Regions from separate parts of the Homo sapiens genome. Here region 1 is linked to region 2. Evidence: chromatin contacts called from ENCODE Hi-C or POLR2A ChIA-PET data. All regions are on one chromosome and are shown on one strand. The core of a region is the stretch at or near the end of the contact, and the rest is flanking DNA. Distances in the headings are between cores, read along the strand shown. Region 1 holds the start of ADARB2 (adenosine deaminase RNA specific B2 (inactive)). Region 2 overlaps ADARB2 (adenosine deaminase RNA specific B2 (inactive)).

Region 1 (7,563 bases), core at 3,364-5,863, 280 kb after region 2:
CAACCTGCCCGTTCTCCACACCTTCCCATGAGTCATGGCTTTACTTTTATAGAGCTACCTCGTGCTCAAAATGTATTTTCAAGTTTCTAAAACTCTGTATAACCAACCACTCTAGAACAATACCTAAATTTCAAGATAACTTATTTTGCTGTCAAATGCCTCAAAGAGGTGTCCTGTGCCAAAGCTCAAATGCAACCCGACCGGCCCCGGATGATTGCGGATCCTGCATGGCCAGTCACCCCTGAAGCCCCTTCCCCTTTCCACTCTGTGAAGATTGACACGCCGCTTCTAAAACCCCAGCCTCCAATGTACCTTGTGGAATCAGCTGATTTTGGATTGGCCCTCAATCTATTTCCAAATATGTTTGCCTTGAAACAGCCTTTTTCAAAGAAAAATTCTGGAAACTTCAGTCATTTTACACATTGTACACAGTAATGGGTAGAAGATTAAAAATATTTCATTTGCAAAATGCCTTTCATGCCAATGCATAGCTTCTTTTAGAAAAAAAAATACATTCACAAAAGAGAGAAAAACAGATAGACAAAGCAGAATATATGCACTGTTTTAATAACTAAAAACATTTAAGAAATTCCTCATACATACTACCCTGAAGTTATTCCAGGGTTCAGAGAATTATTGGCATATTTTAAAGTGATTTATTTTTATATACTCTACTGTTTTGTTGAGTTCTGCCTCTTAATCTACCTGGTTGAACGGATATTAACAAAAAAAACCCTTTTTCTTTATTATTTTTTGGTTAAAGTGTATCCTTTTTTAATACGTACACATTGAGCTATTTTCTAATACAGGCAGATATTACTCTATATAACCACATAATATGGATTTTGTTGTACATAATTACCAAGAACTATAAAATAAAGTGCAATCTCCTGGTACTGTGTGAGAAATGAACTCCAGGGGTATTTAGTGATGGCAGGTAACAGTCTCCATAACCTCCAAGTGCTACTATTTTCCGAACGCCTCTGAGTGAGGCAGGCGCGGGACACACTGACGTGTCTGGCATGTGTCATGGGATATGAACGTTGCTTTGCCGCGATGTAAAAATGAGAGAGATTTTCCCTGTCCTTCTCATAGTTTTTTTTTTTTCAGCAGCTTGTTTTTCTCTTATATGAGAGTCAAATTTTGGCATTTTTCATTTACATAAAAAATTTAAACCATTTATGAATAATTTCTAAAAGAAAGTCCCTGCTGAAAAATAACACAGAAAACACAAAATTGTACAACACTAGGTCCCAGTAAAATAACAGAAGTAGGATTGATGTGTGGGGAGACATATTCTGAGAACCTTCTTTAAAGTTTATTTGAGAGAGAAATACAGGTTCCTGCCAAATAATACCTGAAAGTCATATTCTGTGACGAAGGTGTTTTTTTTTTTTTTTTTTTTAAAGATACATACAGCTGCCTTTGTGGCATAGTAACTAAAATATAACTTCTACAGAAAAAAATATCATTTCCAAGACTATGGATTATACTTAATGAAAGTATTGTGTCCTGACCACCCTTCAGTGGTAGCCCCGGCATGCTTTATTTCAGAGCTCACAGATCATTTTGATAAGAAGCATATCATGCCAAAGTCACTCTCAGAGTCACACATAGAAAAGGAGCCAGATGTCACCACACTGGGAAATTAAAGTTATCATGCATCTTCAAAAATGATTCTTGTCCCTTAGACTAGGTAGAAATACGCATCTGACAGGCAACAGGGTCAGCATGTATCTTAATTGTCTTTATTCCCCCATAAGAACAGCCCTTACCTTGTGCTTCTGTCAGTGTCTTCAGTTAGCACCTAATAGAGCCACACTAAATTCCTTAACAGTCTCTCATACACACGTGGATTTTAAATTGTGGCAAGTATAGAGTTTTAATATCAGATAAGCTTAAAATTGAGGTTATTCTATTCATTTATGGTTGTTAAGATTCATGACAATTAGAACATAATTTAAACTCACCATTGTTTTTATAAAATAAAAAATATCAGCATCTGTAATAACTAGGTATCATAGATGAAGTAATCAATTCCCAGGAAAATGCAAATAATTATTTAATGTGTCTCTTAGCTGGTTACTTTACCTTTTAATTTGATCAGTTACATCTACATGGTTAACGTTTCCCCAAAAATTGAATCTTTAGCCGTTTGATTTGACTTTCCTATCAAGATAGCTGCCGGCAGGTGCCCTGGGAAATTCTCCCGCACGCCAGAAATCTCTTCGTAACAGAAATCAGTGTACAAAACCTGAATGCCCTTTCCCGCTTCAATTTTTGGCTATGAAAATTAAGGGACTTGACATATTCAAAATAACCAAGGTATGGAAATATTTGCTATAGGAGTTTTATTTTGAATTGCTAAAGTTAAGTTTATAGCAAATGAAGTCTTTCCCCAGATTTCCTTTTTCCCCCTAAATTGAATACTTTCTAAGCTAGCATGACTGACGCTTCCTGGCAAGGCAAGTGAATTTGGAGAAAGGCAACACTTTCCTCCTGTTTATATTTATAAAATGCATTATTGCGAACTATTACTCCACATTCTTCAACTCTAAATATTTAAATAGACTAATCAAAAAATATTGGGAAATGTGAACATTTCAAGTGTAAAGATGATGCTTCCTTTTTCCTCTTTTAAAAGTCATATTCATTATTCAATCCGGTGACTTTCTCAATATCAATGCCACTTTGTGTTGGCATTATCTTTGGAGGACACTAACAGGTCTGTTTCAAAATGATAATTTCAAACAACAAAGTGAATCGCAAGCGCACACTTAGCAGCTGAGAGGTAAATGAGAACCACAACATCACCTCCCTTCTGAAACCAAAGGCTCCAAAACCTTTTGAGGAAGTTGTGGGGGCCAATCCCTCCCAGTGGTCCTGACGTTCGGTCATAATGAATGACTGTTTGCTATTGACATTTATGCCTGCTGACTGTCTGGATAATTTCTATTATTGGAAGAGGCAATAAAGGACCTGGTGACGGTTCGAGGGCACACAGGAAACGGTCTGGTAGAAACTTATCTTAGGCCAATGCAAAGATGAAAATTCTTCAGGAAAGATGGACAACCCCAAACACACCTAACGTTGCCTCCTGCTTTCAAACAACTGGCAAAGCTGATCAATTCTAGCTGTGTTTTTCCAACCGTTCTTTATACTTCTACCTCACTTAAAAAAAATCAGCACATTTCAAATCATGATTAGAACTGAACTTTCTCCTGCAGGCTCACTAGGAACTGACAATAACACAGGTTCCTCTAGGAGAGAAGGGTCGGCATGAGAAGAATCTTTTAATTCTTCCTGGCATGCACACAGGCTACGATGGCACTGGGGGCATTGCTCTCATATTGGAGCGATTGCTAATTTTGCAAAATCCCCAGTGTGAAAGCCCTCCCTTGCTGTAGCATTGACTAACTTCAGCGCGGCCCAGCCCCAGGAATATCAGTAACAAGGCACAGCTGAGTTTGTCAGTGGCCGCTGTCAGCCGGCTGCTTTTCCTGCTTTCCTGGTTTGCGGTTTTTTTCTACCACTAACAAAATATGATGCTTCTTTCTGTTTTCCTGTATTCATTTCTGCTTATTTCTCCAAGGACGAGCCCTGTGTTCTCTTTACGACCCAATGTTTACAAATCGACGGGCACCACATTGAGTAAAAACTGCCAGCCAATTTGGAGAGGCGATCGCAGGGCTTCGCCTATCCCTTCCTCCGGGACAGTTTGGATGGGAGTAGCTGGCGCGAGGGCTCGTTCCCCCGTTTTTGGGTAATTCCTTTGGCACTGGGAGACGAGATGGCCTCCGGAGGGTGGAAGGCAGTGCCAGCCCGGCCGGCCACTGGGGACTGCGGGGCCCGGAGACGCGCGGGGTCCCCGGGGAGCTCCTCGCCGCCCTCGCCCCACTTCGTCCGGGTCCCTCAAACATGTCGCAGCGTGGCTGCTCACTGTCCCCTCTGGGCAAGAGGAGGCCCCAGACATTTCCACGGGATCTGAACTCCCGAGCGCCCTGCACGGAGCAGCCATCCCGCCAGCACCCCAAAGTGAAGCTGCTCACAACGGACAAGCCCGGAGACCCCATGAGAGGCCGGGGTGGAGAAGCCGGGGGTGAAGGGGGGCAGGGGCCGGCGCGCCACGCGGTCCTTACCTTTCCGCTTGGACCTCCGCCTCCTCCTCCTCTTGGACTTGCATTTGAGTTGACTGCTCAGCCCTCCAGACCCTCTGCCGCTCCCCAGGACCGAGGCCATGGCCGAGACCCAGGCGCGGAGCCCAGAGCCGCCTCCCTCCTGCACCTGCACCTGCCTCCTTCCCGGCAGCCGCCGCCGCCGCTGCTGCGAAGCTTGAGGTTGCAAACCCGGGAGCGGCTCACTTTTCAGGACTGAGCAGGAAAGCGCGCTCCGTCTCTCTGTCTCTCGAATTGTTCTCTATGACTTGCTCCCACTGGGCTGGGGGCCTCGGCTGGGCGCCTGGAGCGAGCTGCTCCCTGGTCAGGGAGGGCGGGGAAGGGCGCGCGGCGTCCTGAGTGCTCCGAGCTTCCCGCGGGCTCTGCCTCCTGCTCTGGGCTCCCAGCGCAGGGAGGCTACTTTTGCGCCTCTGCTAGTTGTTTGGCACCAGCCACTTTGAAGCCAATCACGCAGGGAGCTTGTCTATTTGCTGCAGCAGCGTCTAATTAGATCCAATCACAACTGCTTTCTGGCTCTGACATCAGCAGCAGCACCAGCCGCACCGCCGCCTGGCCGCTTGCAAACTCAGCTCCCGTTTGGACGGTGAAGCTCCCAGGACCGGCGGCTGGAGGGAGGCTGCTCCCGGGGAACAAGGACGCGGCGCGGGTGCGTCTGGGAGAGACCGGGGGAGCCTCCAGGAGGGACCCTGCCCGGGAGGACGAGGCCTCCTGCCGCAGCCTCGCGGACAGCTCAGCTCGCCCTGCTCAGAAAGACACAGGGACGGGTTTTTCCAACCAACAGTTTTTAACTAGTCAATTCATTACCATGCTCCTTGTGTCAAGGGGGGGAAATACCTCTTTCAGAAATGCAGAGACCGCACTTCCTCAGAAACGGACTGAGGTTTGCAATTCCCCAGGAGACAGCGTCCTGAGGGGCATTTATTCCTCAGAGCCTGCATGCTTGTCTGTTTGCCTCTTCTTTCCCCTCTTCATATTCCTTGGCCGTTTCCAATGCAAAAGATAAATCTTGCATAAAGACAGAGGTTTTGGGATCTGAGTCTGATTTTTGCCGTCAGGAATTTCATGTGTTGCTTTATTTAGGGAACAATGACACAAAAGGAAGAGAAAGCTCTCAGCGGAGAGTTTTGTTGCCAAATGTAATATTTGGATGGAAGAAAGTAACATTTACAAAGAGGTGGATTGCACACTGAAATAGTTTTAAGCAATTTTTTTTTCCAGGAATGTCCTATGTTTCAAGATTATACTTATGGAACCCTGGAAGTCTTATGTAAAATATAAAGAGGAATAGAATCTGGTAATCATCATTGCATCTTGTATTTAAATCACATAAGCTTTTAATTACAATAGTCATGTTTTTAAAAAAATCCACTCTAAAATTCATTAGCACACATTAACATGTTGATATAAAAATGGCACACAAATATTTCTGCTATTCATTGCCTCACATGCAACCTTTTCAGCTGCTTATGTGCCTAGAAATTTCCAGATAATTTTTATCATAAGAAAAAAGAATCACTCTGGGGGACATTGGAAATAATTAGGATGATCCTGTGTTGTTATGTGCTGAGCTGATAGATCGTAGCTCAGTTTTCATTGATGAGAGAGAGTAAGACATTTGATTTCAAATCTTAACTCTACTGCTATGACCTCGGGTAAGTTAAACCGTGCCTCAGTTTCCTCATCTGTAAACTGGGGATAACAACGTCACCCACCTCATAAGTTCATTCATACTCGTTGAATCAGTATCAACCAGTATAGACAGGAACTGGAACATGTTAATTACTCTATGATTATTTATTAAATTTTTTCCAGCAAATAATTTGGAAGGAATGAGCGTATGTTGCAGACAAGCCTCAGAAAGACAGGGCTTCTGCGTTTTCCTTTTAGAATGTTGAACCTTCTAGTCCAACTCAGACTGAGGACCACAATCAAACCAACATCCCTCTTCAGGGCTGGCTTCAACAACCCTGTTCCCATGACAGCACAGCTCAGCTCTGCTGATAATTCCCAGCGAGGGTTGAGAAGGCACATAGCTCTCTCACTTCCTCTCTGCAATACCCGAGATATTTGAGTGCTTAAACTATATCGAGAAACACAGCTCTAGGACTCTGCCTGTGAAACTTCTGAGCTTCACACAATGTGCTGCACTAATCCAGAGTTGCCCTATTTCTGTATCTGCAGAAAACCCATCAGGGGGTGGAGTCACCGAAGGAAGGTGCTTCAGAAGAGCTTCACACACACACACAGCCCCCACAAGGTGGTCAGCATTTATTAATGGCCCCAATAGCTCCATCATCACACGGAGCAACCGTGCTGTCTGGGAGACTCGTATACATGAACCCTTGTTTCACTCCAAGGGCAGGTATGGTGGCCGGAAAGTAACGTGTCTGTTAAATGTTCTTCTGATGTTGGTGGAGTGGGGAAACAAAACTGAAAACTGTCTTTGAACACTTCATTTAGACCCTAATTTGAAAGTTACGATCGAAATTTTGGCAAACCTTTTTCTTGAAGTTCCTCCAATTGGTTCTTTTTTGTATAATTTATGAAAATGCTGTTTTCACAGATACTTGCTGTTTTCTGTATTTTATTTATTTTGCATAAGACGATGCATAATAGATGATGCTAGGGCGACGGCTAGGCGAGAAAGCCTTTGTTTCTCATCACAGAGGGGCTTTAAAGAAGAGGCTCGCAGCGACAAGTGCGTTAACTCCAGCGTGGTTTCCAGCACGTCTCACTCTGCTGTTGCAAGCAGGGCTGCGAGTGAGCAGTGCTGGTAAGCTGCCATTCCCCGATGAGCCTCCTCACCTCCTGCCTGTTTCCCACAGTGCCTCAGCGCAGCTTTGCAACGTGGTGGGATGAGCAGCAGTTGGAAGAGGCTTCAGGAGCAGGAGCCAATCTCGCCCGGTGCCCATCAGGAGATGTCGCTGTGGTGTCCCCAGCTACTTCATGCTCAGTCCCTGCTCTTCCCACAAAACAAAGCACCAGCAGAGAGGTTGCAAGGAGGAACAGGCAGCTACAAAGCCAACTGCAGCCCGGCATGAACCTATAGGGGTCGGGGGGAGACGGGTGAGGCATAGAAAGGAGCCCTTGGCTGGATAGAAGGGGCAGTGCTGCCTCCGCAGTGAGTCCCCACACCCAAATGGCATGTGTGTGCCAGGAGGAAGAGTTTTCTCAATCAAGGCCAGAAAGGGTCCTCTTGTTGGAGTTGCTTAAAGCTCCCCCAACTCACTGTTGCTCTCATCAGTCCTACAATGTTACAGGTCTCCTGTGTGATATTTTGCTTGTTTCTTCAATGTCTGTCTCTCCATAGATCACAAGCACCACAGGAGGCAAAACCACGTCTCTCTGTGGCTTTGCGGCTGTGCGGGCACTGACCTGGGACACAAGT
Region 2 (7,557 bases), core at 373-2,872:
CAATCTGCATTTCCAGCACGTCCCAGGTGCCACTGCTGCTGTCATTGGGGCCACACTTTGAGGACCCTGGGTCTGTGACGCCTAGTCCCTTACCTAGAATTTAATTCCACATCCTCTCTTCCCTCCCCCACGTCTGCAAAACGTGGCCTTGAAGGAGTTGTATCAGCAAGACGTTAGACAAGGCAGCTCTTCCCTGTCTCCCCATGGAAAAACCAAGTAAATCATGGGCTTTTCCCTTTGCTGATTGTGCCCTTTGATGCTCAAGACATTTTTAATGTGATGACGTTCAATTTCTTTCTGCCTTTTGTTTCTTGAGCTTTTGGTGTCACATCCGAGAAATTCATTTGCCAAATCCAATGTCATGACGCTTCCCCTATGTTTTCTTCTAAGAAGGTTTTAGCTCTTACATTTAGATCTTTGATCCATGTTGAATTGATTTTTGTATATGGTGTAATGTAAGGGTTTAACGTCATTCCTTTGGATGTGAATATCCAGGTTTCTTAGCACTGTTTCTTGAGAACACTGTCCTCTCTCCACTGAATGGTCTCGGTACCCTTTTCGAAAAGGCAACCCACAGAATGGGAGAAAATACTTGCAAATCATAGATCTGATACGAATTGGTTTCTAGACAATATTAAAAATTCCTACTACTGAACACACACACAAAACAAAGAATCTAATTAAAAAATAGGCACAAGACTTGAACAGACGTTTCTCCAAAGAAGGTAAACAAACAGCCAGTACGCACACGGAAAGAAGCTCAACGTCACTAATCATTAGGGAAATGCAAACCAAAACTGCGAGTTACCGCCTCATACCCACTGGAATGGCTACTGCAAGGGTTAGTGAGAATGTGGGAAAAAATGGAACGCTGTGCACTGATGGTGGGAATGTAAGATGGTGCAGCTGCTCTAGAAAATGGTGTGGCTATTTTCAGAAAATTAAAAATAAAATTGCCATATAGTCAAGCAATTCTTCTAGTTATATAGTGTATTGGTCTGCTCTCATGCTGCTAATAAAGACATACTTGAGACTGGGTAATTTATAAAGGAAAGAGGTTTAATGGACTCACAGTTCCACATGGCTTGGGAGGCCTCACAGTCATGGCAGAAGGGGAATGAGGAGCAAAGTCACATCTTACATGGCGGCAGGTAGGAGAGCGTGTGCAGGGGAACTGCCCTTTATTAAACCATCAGATCTCGTGAGATATTTTCACTGTCATGAGAACAGCATGGGAAAGACCCACCCCCATGATTCAGTTACCTCCCACTGGGTTGCTCCTATGACACTGGGAATTGTGGGAGCTACAATTCAAGATGAGATTTGGGTGGGAACACAGAGCCAAACCATATCATAGACCCAACGAAATTGAAAGCAGGGACTTGAAGAGAATTTATACATCCATATTAATGGCAGCACAATTTATGATGGGCAAAATTTGGAAGCATCTATCCATTGACAGATGAATGTGCAAAGAAAATGTGGAATATCTACTATTCAGCTGAAAAAGGAAGAACATTCTGACACATGTTACAACATGGATGAACCCTAGGGACCATCTACAATGGAAACTAAGCCAGTCACAAAAGGACAAACAATGAACAATGTCACCTGCATGAGGTCCCTAGAGTCCTCACACCCACAGAGACAGGAAGCAGAGGGTGGTTGCTGGGGCCGGGGAGGGTAACGGGCTTAATGTTTCGTGGAGACAGTTTCAGTTCTGGAAGATGAAACTTTCTGTAGACGGATGGTGGTGATTGCTCACGACTGTGTGAATGTACTTAGTGCCACCGACCTATACACTCAAAAGTGGATCAGAGGGTACATTTTGTGTTATGTATATTTTACCATAATTTAAAAAAAGAACAGAAAAAAGAAGACCCTTGCTGAGCTTTACAAGCAACTCAGTCTTGTCTTCAAATATTCTTCATGAATTGAGATGGTGCCAGGTTGCTGTTTAATACCAACAAGCGACAGAGGAAATTCTAAATAAGTTTAGTCACGTTGTAGAAATTTGCTTACGAAACACGAGACTGGAATCAAACTCCTTTAGGGCTTTTCCCCCTCAGTGGAAAGAGTGGATACCTTGTCACTGAACAACGTGATTTTCCCAGGTACAGTTTATTTACAGGCAAAGCCACATCCTGCTTACACTTATGAATAGTTGGCAGCTGGCTTTAGTGAGGATGGATTGCAGGTGAGAGGAGGAACTTTGTTAAGGACCAGATGCTTCCCTGTTCTTTTGCCAGGTGCAAATCAAGCGCCACCTGGAAGAAATGTAATCATTTGAAATGTCTTTAAAAATAGTCACTCTCTGAATTTAAAATGTTAATTTAAAACAATTATGATGAGCAAAATAATTAGGAAATACAGACTTCCTAAGTTAGGGAGCCAGGCTATTCAGACTATGATGATATTGAATTACTTATGTATCATGGATGAAGCAGCTAGATCTAAATGAACAAAAATAAAAAAAAAGAGAAAACAGAAGATTAAAAAGATTAAAAAGAAAACAATTTGATGTGTCTTTATGGAAAGTTAAGCTCTGGCCAGAGCTAAGTTGGAGGTATTGCTGTTTCTTTCTCTAAAAAAGTTTAATGTGTTCGATCCAGTTTTTTCATAGCATTAGAAAAACTCTTTTTGGGATTGTTACTTTTTTAAAAATTAATATTCTTACTACTACTATATTTGAGGGAACTGAGCCATTTACGATTGTCAATTTCCAAATTTCTTCATGGATACAGATTCATTTCTGATTCATTGAACTGCAAACTTATTTTTTATAGGGAAGAACTGACCAAAAGCAAGCGATTTTTATATCTAGAAACTATTCCCCCCTTCTGTCTATTTCTCACCTATCACCACACAAATACGTCTTCCATGAACGCAAGCAAAATAACAAATAATATTAAACAAAAGGGATTCGTTTTTCTTTAATGTATGTCACTTAAAGGATTGTACTAGTTCAGAACTTGGCGAACTCATGCATAGAAGAGTGGTTGAAAAGTTTCACTTATAATAGCACATTCAGAATAGATCATATGGCTATAATTATTTGTATGCTTTTCCAGGCACATTAACTAAGCTAAACTCAATACATCATTTCATGCATAATTAAAGATTTAAGATCAATGAAACTTACTCTCTTTATCTAGTTTCACCTAGGGACCCGGCGAGGGAAAAAGCTTAGAAAACTTTTTAGACGTTATCTACTAGTAAGAACGGAAACCACTGTAATTCCTTGTCCCTGTGTTAAACAATACTGGGACCAGCAAAAGGATCTTCCCTGATTTCTCCAGGAAGTACCTGCCCGTGAGAGCTAAGCCTAGGAACCAACCAACCAAGTCACTTCCTTCTCAACACCAGCAACGGCTCCTGGAGGCTCCTGCCCGGAAGACGTCTGCTCTTCCTACCAACCTAAAGTTTCCTCATTAACTTTGCTCCATACAAGCCAGTTCTTGGCTCTCATGCCTCCCGTCCCCGGCCCAAAACCTATGAACACCCCACACTAATTTTCTGCTCTTAGCTCTTGCCAGGCTGCAACCCCCACCTCTCTCCAGGGGGTCTCGTGAACCCAGCTCTGCCTCAGCAACGATCCTGCAAGGGACCATTTTGGGGACTTGAAGGTTGATGGAATTAATCATCAAGGTGTGCTCGAGACGCGCGGGGCGTGGTAAAAAGGGTCACTAGTGGCCCTTTCTTGCCCTTTCCCCTTAAACATATTTCTCTTTTACTTTGGGTAAAATAAATAGTTGAGACTTCTGTAAGAAAATAGGATCTTCTGACTGCCCGAGAAAGATCAATTTGTGTTTTTCTTTTGAGACAGAGTCTCGCACTGTTGCTGGGGCTGGAGCGCAATGGCACGATCTTGGCTCACTGCAGCCTCCCCATCCCAGGTTCAAGCGATTCTCCTGCCTCAACCTCCCGAGTAGCTGAGATTACAGGCAAGCGCCACCACGCCTGGCTAATTTTTTGTATTTTTAGTAGAGACGGGGGTTTCACCATCTCTGCCCGCCTCGGCCTCCCAAAGTGCTGGGATTACAGGTGTGAACCACTGTGCTGGCAGAAAGATCAATTTCTTTTCTTGGAAAGAGATGACATGGCACAATCTCCTGGGACAGGTTTTCATCCTAAATGATACATTTTGCCTGAACAAAATAAAACCACTCAAAACTACAAAGGAAATCTTCAGAGAATAATTTTCTGGACAACTGGAATAAGAAATAAATTTAGACATAAGGCTCAGCTTGCTGCAGAGGAGTGGTGAGCATGAGGGCTGGCCAGGGCGCTGGACACGACCATTGAGACACACCAGTGTCCACCTCTAACCCTGATTCCAGGAGGGTTCCGAGTTCGCTGGGACAAGCCATCCTCACTTTAAGGTGCCTTCTCATCTCAGGGTCTTTGTCTTCTGATGCTCCTGGGGCCAGGCTTCTCCCAGCTGTGGGTGGAAGGTGCACCCCATTAACCCACACACATAAAAGCGTATTGCTGCAGCTTAGGAGTCTCTGCTATGACTCGGGAAATAAAATGGAATCTTGGGACCCCACACTCACTCTGCCAAAAAGAAAGTTACGCTTCAGAGCTGAGCCACGCAATACTGCTTTCCTTTTGTTCCTGGACACAGAGCTACAATTCCACAGCCTCATCTCTAAGCCAGGTTCCCACAGTGACAGAAGGCCACATAGCTCCCTGATGGCCTCCCTCACAAACTGCTCACAACGAAATTCCTGGTGAACTCCTAAATCCCTCAGCCTTTCAGGATAGATATCCCCCTGTTTCTAGCCCTAAGACTGAGTTCTGTGGAATCTCACCCTGACAATGTCAATGACCAGCTCGTCTTCATAGGTAGAGGGCAAAGACTGGAACAAAAATCATCCCTCCACCCAACCCGAGGCGAATGCATCATTGGCCTTTTCCTGCACCCCTTCTCTTTGCACGTAAAATGTAGATTCACATCAAAGCCTCCAAGAACGTAACCATTTGCCTCATTGCTTACCCTCCCTCCTTTCTCTCCTGCTCTTTCCCCTTTAAATATCGAAGTTCCCCAAACGCTCTTTAGAAAAGTCGCAGGTGATGGACACTCATGTGACTTTTGGTTCTTTTCCCAGACGCATCGTCACACTCAGGCCAAACAAACCTCTCTCAATGGAGGTGTCACTGTGGTGAACCCTCTCTAGGCACGTGTCCATCTGTCTGAACCTCTGGAGGTCTCCGCAGGAAGAACAGCGTGCACCCACATTTAAATTTCTTGCGAATACTTCCCATCTGCAAAATAGGATCTTCTGAAGCTTGCAGTTGCTGTCAATCTCCTGGCCCTAATGAGCTGCCAGGAGAAGAAGGAAAGGTCCCACTTGAGAGTGAAAACTTGGGGTCTCACAGCTTCTCTTTCTCTGATGAAACAATTGAGGCTTTTCTATGAAATTAAGCTTCTTTGCATTTTAATATATATTATAAGTTTTATTGATCACTAAAAACAATGAAAAAAAGAAAGTCAAGAAGCCCTGCTCAAGAACTGACAATGCCCCTCTTAGCCCTATCCTGGGAGAGGCTCACCTATGCAGAGGGAGGCCCCGCAGACCCCTTCTTCCTTCTCCACTTGGGGGTCCACCGCTATGGCTTCCACGGTGCCCTCTGGTCTGGCCTCTTTGCTTTTACATTTTTCTGCCTGCCCCTCACTCCAGGAGCTAAAAATCAATTAGTTCTTAAATAACGAGGGCGGTAGCCACCTACATGAACCTCATGGGGAAGGCTTCTGTAAAATGAAGACCCATCCAGCAGCGAACGTAGTTTTTTCCTCATGTGTACATTTCTAAGTTTAACACTAGATTTGCTACAAGTGTGACGGAACAAACACTCGACGGAACAAACACTCAAAGAACAAACATATTTAAAAAGGTACTTTTCAAAAGAAGACACTTATGCAGGCAACAATCATATGAAAAAAAGCTCAACATCACTGATCATTAGAGAAATGCAAATAAAAACTGTAATGAGGTACCATCTCACACAAGTCAGAATGGCTATTATTAAAAAGTCAAAAAATAACAGATGCTGGTGAGGTTGTGGAGAAAAAGGAACATTTAAACACTGTGGGTGGGAGTGCAAATTAGCTCAACCATTGTGGAAAGCAGTGTGGTAATTCCTCAAAGAACCATTTGACCCAGCAATCTCATTATTAATTATATACCCAAAGGAGTATAAATCATCTATCATAAAGACGTACGCACGTGTATGTTCACTGCAGCACTACTCACAATAGCAAGACATGGAATCAACATAAATGTCCATCAACGACAGACTGGATACGGAACATGTGGTACATATACACCATGGCGTACTATGCAGCCCTAAACAAAACTGAGATCATGTCCTTTGCTGGGACATGGATGGAGCTGGAGCCATTCTCCTTAGCAAATTAACATGGGGTCAGAAAACCAAACACCTCATGTTCTCACAAGTGAGAGCTAAATGGTGAGGACACAAGGGCCAGGCGCAGTGGCTTGTGCCTGTAATCTCAGCATTTTGGGAGGCCAAGGGGGGGTGGATCACCTGAGGTCAGGAGTTTGAGACCAGCCCGGCCAACATGGCCAAACCCCGTCTCTACTAAAAATACAAAATTAGCTGGGCGTGTGGCACATGCCTGTAATCCCAGGTACTCGGGAGGGTGAGGCAGGAGAATGACTTGAATCCAGGAGGCTGAGTTTGCACTGAGCCGGATTGGGCCATTACACTCCAGCCTGGGTGACAAGATTGAAACTCTGTCTCAAAAAAAAAGAATGATGAAGCCACATGGACTCAGAGAGGGGAACAACACACACTGGGGTTGTTGGAGGGTGGAGGCGGGAGGAGGGAGAGGATCAGGAAAAATAACGAATGTGCATGAGGCTTAACACCTGGCTGACATAATCTGTGCAGCAAACCTGCCTGTGACCTGAGTTTACCTGCGTTACGAACCTGCCTGTGACCTGAGTTTACCTGTGTAGCAAACCTGCCTGTGACCTGAGTTTACCTGCGTAACAAACCTGCCTGTGACCTGAGTTTACCTGTGTAGCAAACCTGCCTGTGACCTGAGTTTACCTGCGTAACGAACCTGCCTGTGACCTGAGTTTACCTGCGTTACGAACCTGCCTGTGACCTGAGTTTACCTGTGTAACGAACCTGCCTGTGACCTGAGTTTACCTGTGTAACAAACCTGCCTGTGACCTGAATTTACCTGCGTAACGAACCTGCCTGTGACCTGAGTTTACCTGCGTAACAAACCTGCCTGTGACCTGAGTTTACCTGTGTAACGAACCTGCCTGTGACCTGAGTTTACCTGCATAACAAACCTGCCTGTGACCTGAGTTTACCTGTGTAACGAACCTGCCTGTGACCTGAGTTTACCTGTGTAACAAACCTGCCTGTGACCTGAATTTACCTGCGTAACAAACCTGCCTGTGACCTGAGTTTACCTGCGTAACGAACCTGCCTGTGACCTGAGTTTACCTGCGTTACGAACCTGCCTGTGACCTGAGTTTACCTGCGTAACGAACCTGCCTGTGACCTGAGTTTACC

What was found. A loop is a pair of places that touch in the nucleus more often than their neighbours do. ChIA-PET counts read pairs that join two places held with the same protein, here RNA polymerase II (POLR2A). Pooled maps may share reads with other maps.
Region 1: a map with no recorded cell type shows a loop between it and region 2 (11-fold over the local background). The contact joins the promoter of ADARB2 here to the enhancer-like site in region 2. A Hi-C loop is called at or near these places in 9 of 37 single-sample maps with no recorded cell type and 4 of 50 pooled maps. POLR2A ChIA-PET finds 5 or more read pairs at or near these places in 1 of 52 experiments (GM12878).

What each region holds. Positions count from the first base shown.
Region 1 is chr10:1,732,912-1,740,474 of GRCh38, forward strand. ADARB2 (adenosine deaminase RNA specific B2 (inactive)) reads right to left here and starts at 4,614. Exons shown (of 10, transcript NM_018702.4): 1 at 4,140-4,614. The coding sequence starts at 4,239. RefSeq lists an enhancer at 3,946-4,542 and a silencer at 4,504-4,563.
Region 2 is chr10:1,452,994-1,460,550 of GRCh38, forward strand. All of the region lies in intron 1 of ADARB2 (adenosine deaminase RNA specific B2 (inactive)), which reads right to left. Among named protein-coding and RNA genes, the nearest start is that of ADARB2-AS1, 70 kb to the right of the region's middle. RefSeq lists an enhancer at 6,617-7,557. Within about 2 kb of position 1,623, at least 3 of the 41 ENCODE cell types and tissues checked have a DNase peak (open chromatin) inside an H3K27ac peak, as active enhancers do; they include GM12878, where a contact is called at or near this core.